Regions from separate parts of the Mus musculus genome. Here region 2 is linked to region 1. A link is a contact called in ENCODE Hi-C data. All regions are on one chromosome and are shown on one strand. Each heading gives the region's core, a stretch centred on a gene start or an enhancer-like site at or near the end of the contact. The rest is flanking DNA. Distances are from core to core; before and after follow the strand shown.

Evidence for each region. Hi-C counts contacts between places; a loop is a spot of excess contacts on that map.
Region 2: a map of heart shows a loop between it and region 1 (3-fold over the local background). The contact joins the enhancer-like site here to the promoter of Plxna4 in region 1. A Hi-C loop is called at or near these places in 1 of 37 maps with a recorded cell type or tissue (heart).

Annotation. Positions count from the first base shown.
Region 1 is chr6:32,585,930-32,590,335 of GRCm38, forward strand. It overlaps Plxna4 (plexin A4), which reads right to left and starts at 2,263. Exons shown (of 32, transcript NM_175750.3): 1 at 1,375-2,263.
Region 2 is chr6:32,374,906-32,379,349 of GRCm38, forward strand. The region is part of intron 3 of Plxna4 (plexin A4); the gene reads right to left. Among named protein-coding and RNA genes, the nearest start is that of Plxna4os1, 130 kb to the right of the region's middle. Within about 2 kb of position 2,311, at least 1 of the 3 ENCODE cell types and tissues checked has a DNase peak (open chromatin) inside an H3K27ac peak, as active enhancers do; it is heart, where a contact is called at or near this core.

The sequences.
Region 1 (4,406 bases), core at 1,013-3,512:
AATAATGATTTATTTGATTCTTCCATTCTTCTCCTTGCAATAATTGAGCCCCAAAAGAAGTCTGTCTGATACTCTAATAGGGGAGCCATAAAAAAAGCCCTTTGGAACTTCAACACACACACACACACACACACACACACACTCCCATCCATTCTAGGAACTTTCAAAATGAGCAGGCTCTGAAACTGGGGCGGTGGAGGCAGGGAACTCTGGGGAAGTACAACTTGAACCATTGGTTTCTGGAGGGCAGTCCTGCATTCAGAGGATCTAGACTCTGGGTTACACTAGTAGCCTAAGGTACCTAGAATACACTAATAGACCAAATACCTTATAAAGTGGATATCGTCTTCACAGTCCTTTCTCCATTAGTCTAAATCCATCTCTACTCTCCCTCCTACTTCTCAGACACACACCCCAAAAGACATGTGACAGGTGTTAACTAAAGGCGCAGGGGGGAGTTGCCTCACATACACACAGAAGGATAAGGAAGTGAGGGGTTGGCCGCAAACATGTGTCCCTTAAGCCCTGTCTCCTTGTTGTCTACCGGTGACTGGCAACATGAATAAGGTCTGATCCTCCTTAAAGGACCGCAGCATCCTCCCTAGACAAGGAACACTCCTCTAGCTTTGATGTTAAAGCCCCTCCCTGACTGAAATCCCGGCGCATTCCGGGGAAGCAGTGCCACGCTTCGGAAAGGCGTGTGTGCTGCCTTTACTGGGGAATCGCAGAGTCTGTTCCATATGCGCCGCCCTACAGAACTGCAGCCCCAGTTGCCTATGTGGCCTCCTCCCAGGCACCGGATCACCAAGATCTCCAGTTCTCTGCCCTTTAAATATCTCTCTGCCTTTCTCCTATTTAAAAGCAAAAAATCTCCGGGTGTCCAAAAAGCTAAGGGGCACAATTGCACTGGGCGGGTCTCATAAGACCTCCCATGACTTCTCCTGTCTTATAAAAACCAGTTAGGAAATGAAAGGAGCTAGAAACAGCAAAATCGTTCCCTCATCCTACCAGGCTGGATAGGAGAGTCAGTCATTTACTGAATCCCACCCTGAAAGTCCTGGGGAAGAGAAGTCTAGGTCCGGAGAGGAGAAGAACACGGGAAATCCCTGCTCCGGCTGCGATGCACCTACGCGGGTGTCCAGGTGGGACGTGGGCAGGTGCGTGAGCGCAGTGTGTGCCTGTGTGTGAGTATGTGTGTGTGCGCGCACGCGATTTGTGTTTTGCGTGTGTGTGTGTGTGTGTGTGTGTGTGTGTGTGTGTGTGCGTGTGTGTGTGTAGTGGGCTGCCTCAGAGCAGGCGAGGACTCCGGGACCGGACTCGCCACCTCCGCCCGCTCTGCCCAGCTGGCCCTGTGCCCGGCCGGCGGCTCCTTACCTGGAAGCGCGGCGTTTCCCTCCTTCAGCCCCAGCGCCGCATTGACACTGCAGATGGTGCCTGTACCGCTGCCTCTCGCCCTCCTCTGAACGTGTGCGTGTGCGCGCGTGTGGCTGCCTCCTCCAGCCCCAGCCCCGAACGCAAATACTCCACCGAGGCACGGGGAAGCCACGAGCAGCAGAGAAAAACGGAGGGGGCCAAATCAGAGCCTGCCGGGCTTGACAGCTCCTCTTGCAGCGTCCAAGGTGGGCGTAATGTCCAACAAAAAGGTCAGGAAATGAAGATCAATTCCAAGCACCCCTAGCTTCCATCCAGCCCCGGAGCCCAAGCAGCGACAGCGGTGGCTCTCAGGGGCTGCGGCGGCGACGCGGGGCTGCCCCCCTTCGTCCCCACCCCCGCGGGCTGAATGTCCTTGATGCCAAGCGGGCACGGCGGCGTCACTCCGCGCCGCCCATGCTAGCCGGGTCGGGCCGCTGCCCGGGCGCGGCGGCGAGTACGTTGGGGACCCGCCGGGGAGCGCTCTCCGATCCTCTGCGCGCCTCCCTGGGCAGTGACGGCCACCCCCTGGCAGCCCGGGGCTGGCTGCGCCGCTGTCGCCCCCAACCCTGGCCGGGGACTAGCCGGGCAGTGCCCAGGGGCCGGGGCTGGGGGGCCTCGGAAGCCGCCGGCAGCTCCCCGGGGAGGCGCGGAGCTGCGGTGGTAGCAGCGACGGCGGCGGCTAGCGCTGCGGCGGCCAAGAGCGCGGCCGTAGTCCAAGCCGAGCCTCCCAGGCGCGTCCCCGGCCCCCCGGGCGGGCTGCTCGCAAAGTTTGCAGGGGGCAGGGAGCGGGGCCGCCGCTGGCTCGGCCGCCGCCGGAGCTCCCGGGCTGCCTGCTGCCGCCGCGGCTCGCTGCTGCTGTGCATTGAAGCCCGGCCAAGCGCTGCAAAAACTCCAGCTGCCTGGCGCTCTCTGGGTCCTCCTCTCCTCCCTCCCGCCCTCCCTGCTTCCCTTCCTCCCTCCCTCTCCTCGCCTCCTCCCCTCCCCGCCGCCCGCGGCCCGCCGCCGCCGCCGCCGCTGCCGCCGCCGCCGCCGCTCCCTCTCTGGCTCGCTAGCTGGCTCGGAGCTCGCGACTGACATCTAGACCAAGGTAGAGCGGCCGGCAGAGGGGGCAGGGGGCGCTTCCCCGCACGCTGCCGCCACTGGCCCGCCTGCTCTTCCCCAGTGTGGACGTTTGCAGACACCCCCTGGGTCTTCTTGGCTTCCTCGAGTCACCCTGGCGGTGGAGACACAGGGCAGAGTGGTGCATATATGGTGCCACCAAGTGCACTTGGATCGGGGCATACTCCCAAGCAGGCATGTGGTGCAGGCGGTCAGAGGCACTTCTGGGTGTTCCTAACAGACACCAGCCAAACATACATCCATTCCTAACCTAGAATCCCTGTCCAGCCCCACCAACCAAGGTAATCCTACACAGAGCACTAGAGGATGCCCAAACCCAAGGTTTCTTCTAGTCCTAGGACAGAAATGAATGGCCAATGCCACAGAGCTTGTTAGGTAACCTGATCTGTCCAGAGGCTGACCTTGCTTCACTGTCTCTGAAGCCCTAGGTCCTGGGCCATGTCCTAAACATAACCCAGACATTGCCAACATCAGAATAGTTTCAGAAGCCCAAAGGAAGAAATCCAGAGGTTGCTTAAATTGAGAGAGCATCTGGCAGGCAGGGAAATAGGTGAGGCTGCACTATCTAGAATATCTCTACAAAGACCCCCTCCAGTTAATGAGCCCAACGACCAAAATAAATAAATAAAAATAAAACAATTTTCAAAAGGATGCCCACCTATTTGTCTACCCAACTCTGCATGCTAAGTTCAAGGAAATGGCTCTGTCAGCCAAGTTCAGTAAGACTAGCCATTCATCAAAGAAAGACCTCTCCAGGAGCTTATGGTTTGGGGTTCCTGACCCACTCTCCCATGACACTTTCTTCAACCTCAGTCACTTCCTGCGCATAACTGTCCCTCCCACCAAAACCTCTCAGAATCTGCTTACTAGGAAAAGGTTGACAGTGGTATAAATTCCTTCCCCTTCTTATAGGGGTAATGTTTTCACAAACATCAAAGTTATACCCTCGGTAGACTTTCGAGGTGACAAGTTGGACAAGCTTCCGGGCAGGTAGCACACTTGGGTCGGGTTGGACTTACCACCCAGGACCTTGTTGAAAGTGCTCCCACCAGAAGGACACAATGAATCAAGTGTAAGCATGAAGAAGCCAGCCAGCCAGACATTTCTCTAGTTACAGGGTGTTCCAGGAGACAGCATGGAGCCCTGTTAGGCTCTGGTTGTCTGCTGAGCATCGCATGGCCCAGAAGACAGCAAGGGTTATCTTATTAGCTCCCTGTAATACATTGATCTGGCTCCTCTCTTCTCTGAAACGCTGGATCCCAGACCCAAGATAAGCACACAATATCAAGTTAGTTTCACAAGCCCAGAGAAACACAGAACAATAACTCCATGTTGCTGCTGCTTTGACATCCTCCTTCCAGAACTAAGGGAGCCCCGGGGCCAAGTGTCTGTCTGACATGACGCCTCAGAGACACTCATGCAAAATCAAAGGAAGCTGTCCCCACAGGTCTTAGTAAGGCTTGCCTCACCAGGGCCTAAACTCACTCAGAAGAGTCTCCTGAAATTGGCACATGACACCTTCATAACAGGCTCACCCCAGAAGTGACAGCCTAAAAGCCCCACAGAAAACCCACCAGGCTGCTTAAATAATGCACTTCACTAAAGGATACAGGAGATCCGATTGTCAGTTGGCTGTAGGGGACTTATGTGAAAATGCTCAAAGGGAGAGGAAGTAAGAACTTACTCTAAGCCCTTCTCAGCCAATCATCCAAGCAAGTCTTTGTCACCCTGCCTAGATGTCTTTTCTGCCCCTTGTAGTGCGTGTGTGTGTGTGTGTGTGTGTGTGTGTGTGTGTGTGTGTCCTGATGGATGGACCAGAAGTCAGACTTTTTTTTTTCTAGAGGTAGCAAACAAAATGTGCTTATTGTTCTTTA
Region 2 (4,444 bases), core at 1,061-3,560, 210 kb before region 1:
TGACGAATGTCTTTCCTCTGATGCTCCAGAAAGCTACATGTGGGCGTTTCATGATGATCATGTCTTCTCATCAAATTAGAAGGGTTAGAAAACAAACTATGAGTAGATTTCTGTTGCTGCGTAGTTGGCTAAGAGAGGTCAGCAGCGAGTCAATAAAATCTCAGCATCTGGGGGTCATTTGAGTGCTTTGGGAAAGTTGTACTTCTTGGTGTTTCTATGACCCAAGTCCTTGGATTTCCCTGTGGGTGCATGGAGCAGGGTTGGTGAGGTGATATGGCAAGTGTGGCTGACATAGAAGTTAAATAACTGGATAGTAGGCTTGCTTCTGTCTTGATAATAGCCATCCCTCAAGCCCCCAGGATTCAGTTTCTTCACTTCTAAAACAAAGAGTGTAATAAATATATTTGCTAAAGTACATGGTTCAGTAGAACTATGGCCAGGGACTCCAATTAAGGGATAGAAAAACCAGGAAAGGAGAGCTTTGTAAATGTAGCAAAGGATAAATCCAGGCTTGCAGATACCCAAACACTGCACAGCAGTGGTTCTCGACCCTCACAGGGATTCCCATATCAGATATCATCATATTAGATATTTACATTACTATCTATGACAGTAGCCAAATTACAATTATAAAGTAGCAATGAAATAATTTTAGGTTGGGGGGGGGTGTCACCACAACATGAAGCTCTGTATTAAAGGGTCATAGCATTAGGAAGGTTGGGAACCACTGCTGCACAGTGTCAGATGAAGAACTCCAAGATCTGTGCCCCATTTCTCATGCCAAGAGGTCCTGCCAAGTAAGATCTGTGCCTCACAACACCTAAGATAATATAAAAAAAAAAAGAGAAAGAAGAAAATAAGCAACGTTTCTTTCTCTGGCCCACCTTCTAGACTGGGGCTGTCCAGGAAATTAAGAGTAGCTATCCAAGAAAGTGAAGGGCTGTGGTTCCAGTGAGGGGCCAGTTGTAACCTATCCTGAGAAAATTAGCTGGAAGATTATTGAATTCTGCAAACGGGATACAAATGGGAGGAACTTTTAAGATTCCAAGGAAGGCAGCTCTGAAGCCCCCTAGAAATGAAACCCTCGATAAAGATAAACATCAGGGGTGACTCAGTATGTCTGTTTAGTTATTTGTTTTGTTTTGTTTTGTTTTTGTCAAATTGACACAATCTAGAGTCATCTGAGAAGGCACCTCAACTGATAACATGTCCCCATCAGATTGGTCTGTAGCCACGCTGTTGGGGTATTTTCTTGGTTGATGATTGATGTAGACGGTGCATCACAGTGGGTGCGGCCATCCCTTGGTAGGTGGTCCTGCGGTGTATAAGAAAATAAACTGAGCAAGCCAAAGCAAGCGACACAATAAGCGGCATTCTTCCATAGTCTCTGATTCAGTCCATGCCTCCAGGTTCTCATCTTGGTTTCCTGCCCTGACTTCCCTTCGTGATGGAGAATAATTGTAAGCTGAGATATCCTCCACCACTGTTTATTACAGCAATAGAAAACTACTCAGTCAAATGATGGACATGTCTGGCTGATGACCGATGACAACATAGAAGAGGAATGTTTAAGGGGACACACATCGGGGTCCTGCTGAAAAACAGGAAGGAGTGATCCAAGGAAGATAGGATGGCCAAAAGCCAGTCTCTGTCCCTGGGTGGACCTGAGTCTTACCACAGTTACTAGGTAGAGTGTTGACGGGTAGGGAGGCTGAGTGGCTGTCCCAGTTCTCCCACTAGGGACAGCAGAACTGAAATTCTTCACCACGCTTGCTATCCTATGCCCTCTTCCTTCTGCTCAGATTGCAGCCCTGAGATGATTACAGGACAAGGAGTTTCCTATGACAACATAAGAAAGACCCAGGTACAATCAGGGTATAAAAAGAGAGGAAGCAGGCTTCGCTGCAGAGTGCTGACCTAAACTATAATAAATACCCACAACACGAGCCAGTCAGAAGCAGAGGGGACTCCATGAGGAGGAAGAGCGGAGGGACCCTACGTGGCCGCTCATTGGAGCATGCTTGAGTATGTTGTTCTGGTTAGCTTTTCCCCTTCTAAGTTAACATGCAAAAAGGGTTTAATCAACTCTTAAGATCTAATGGAACAAGAGAAGCAGCCAGGAGACAAGATGCCCCAGGGAAAGGGGAAAGGGCGGGAAGAAGTCTCTGCATGCACAGAGGTCCTCCTTCTGCCCTGCTCCTCCCTGCCACAGCCCGTTCGTTCGGCATCCAGAAGAGCAGATGTCCGAGTGCCAGCCCAGATGCTGGGGTTTCCCTCTGGATGTGAGAAGCAGAGGAGGGGCCATGGTTCTGCCTTCTTCTGTCTCTACTGCCCCTGTCCTGACATCAGGGGAGAGTGCACAGGCCTGGGCTCTGAGCATCTGACCCCCGAGTGCACAGGTGTGGATCATCCTGCCCAGCACACAGACATGTGACTCTGTCCTGGGCACTGTGCCCATCTCAGTCATCCGCAGCCGACTAAGCCATAGCCTGGGAGAACTGACACGCGCTTGTCTGCAGAGTTCAGAAGAAAAGCCCTCAGAACTGTCTGGTTGCCAGGACGAAATTGGCTGGTGTCAGCCACATGGCATGTGGGGACACTGGATTTCCAGCGATAACCTTGGGAATCCAATTCAGATCTGTCCCTGGCTTTGCATTCACCTTACGCATAATCTGAAGAACAGCTAAGTTCAGCATCACGTGAGGGGCTACGCCCTGCTCCCCTGCTTCCCACGCTCTTGCTCTAAGCCCCACCCTGGCATTTCTTCACACTCCTGCGTTCAGCTCCTTGCCTGGGTCTGTCTACCTGCTCTAATTTGCTTGGGCCGTCTACATAGAACCCCGAGTCTCTCCCAGCTTGAGAAGACAGGATCCGCAGTCCCTCTGCCCTTCGACCAAGACAGCTCCTTTCAACTCCTGTCTTCCCCTCCGGCAAAATCAGCCACAAAGACAACACTGAGCCCAGTGGCCTAAGCCCCTGCTTTGATTCTCAGGCCCCAAGAGCCACCCAGGCGCCAGCAACCTGCTAAGACACATCAGCAGACCCCTTGCTGATATCATAAGCATATTTTCCCTTCTCAGCAAATTGACAGGACATGGCTTCCTGGAGACAAAGATGAAGTGAGCAGAGAGCTCCCCAGGCCTGGGGAGAACAGAGAGACTGAGAGCAGGGTCGATGGCTCCTGTTATCTGGTCATAAACCTAAGGAGCCTTCCAAGGGGGCAGGATAATGATTGTACAGGCTCTGCTAATGGAGGAAGCCAGGGGGCTGTGTGGAAGGCAAGGAGAGTTCCCATGGGTATAAAATATACCCCAAAGAGAGGCACCAATAGTCAGTGTCAACAGGAAAATACCCTCCTGAAGCCTCAGCTACCAGGCAGGCACTTTGTGAGTGCTTGGAAACCATCTCTGCCAATAACAGGCTCATCAAAGAAAGTGTGTTTTTATAGGTGTTCTGGAAAGAACTGATATTGATGCCTAAGATGTCCAGTACAGCCCCCTGAGCAGTAGGTACCGTTTAAACAGGTGATGTGCTGTGTGGTTCCAGACAGCAAGCAGGAGCTGGACCCCTCTGCAAGAGAACACAAGCATCTAAGGCTGAAGAGACAAGGTGAGAATGGTTGTTCTCCCTCCTAATCCTCCCCTGGTTGGGAAGTGGAAGGTAAGAGACCCAGGCACTTTCTTCCCAAGCCCAGGTTTCCTGGGCAGGGTCTCTGGCATGAGAGAGCCTCGCCTGAGGTTAGAGGGTAGAAGACAGCATCCTGCAGGGATGACGAGGGGCACTCAGAGCCAGAGTTATGCGATTCCCTAGGTGGGATGTGGTCTTTCAAAAGCTTTGATGACACTCCTTGGCCTTGTGTACAAGGAGGTTGGAGAGATGTGTAGGAGACCCTGGGAGTGAACCCTGGGCATGCAAGCAAGAATGTCGAAAAGCTTCCCCAGCACATAGGATGCCTTTGTTTCCTAGACACCCTCCAACTAAGTAGCCTCAGCATCTCCACTTCTCTGTCCTTTAGGGTCTGACAGCTCTCCCTGCACCTCCCTGGCAGGAAATGGGTCCTGGAGAGCCCCTCACCAGGATCCAGAACCTCTCCAATGTGAGAGCGTATAGCCGAACAGAGCTCACAAAGGGAGCCCTGGGAGGCTTCATCCTGCTCCCAGAGTCTCAGGGGGACTTGGAGATAGGGGCCCACTCAAGATAGAGCGTGCAGAAGGTACAAGAGCAAGCAAATGTCACAACAGTCCCTAGCAGGAAGGAACTGGTTCTCTTCCCACTTACTCACACAGGGAGTCTGGTCCATCTCCTGATCCTGAAGAGGATCTGGCTTCATGGAAACAGACTACTGAGATCTAACCTCAGGAAGACCTGGCTTCTGAAGCAAGTTTAGATAGATATGTCATCGGGCTTTCCGAGACGGTAGTTAGGAACTTTTGTACTCTGCTGA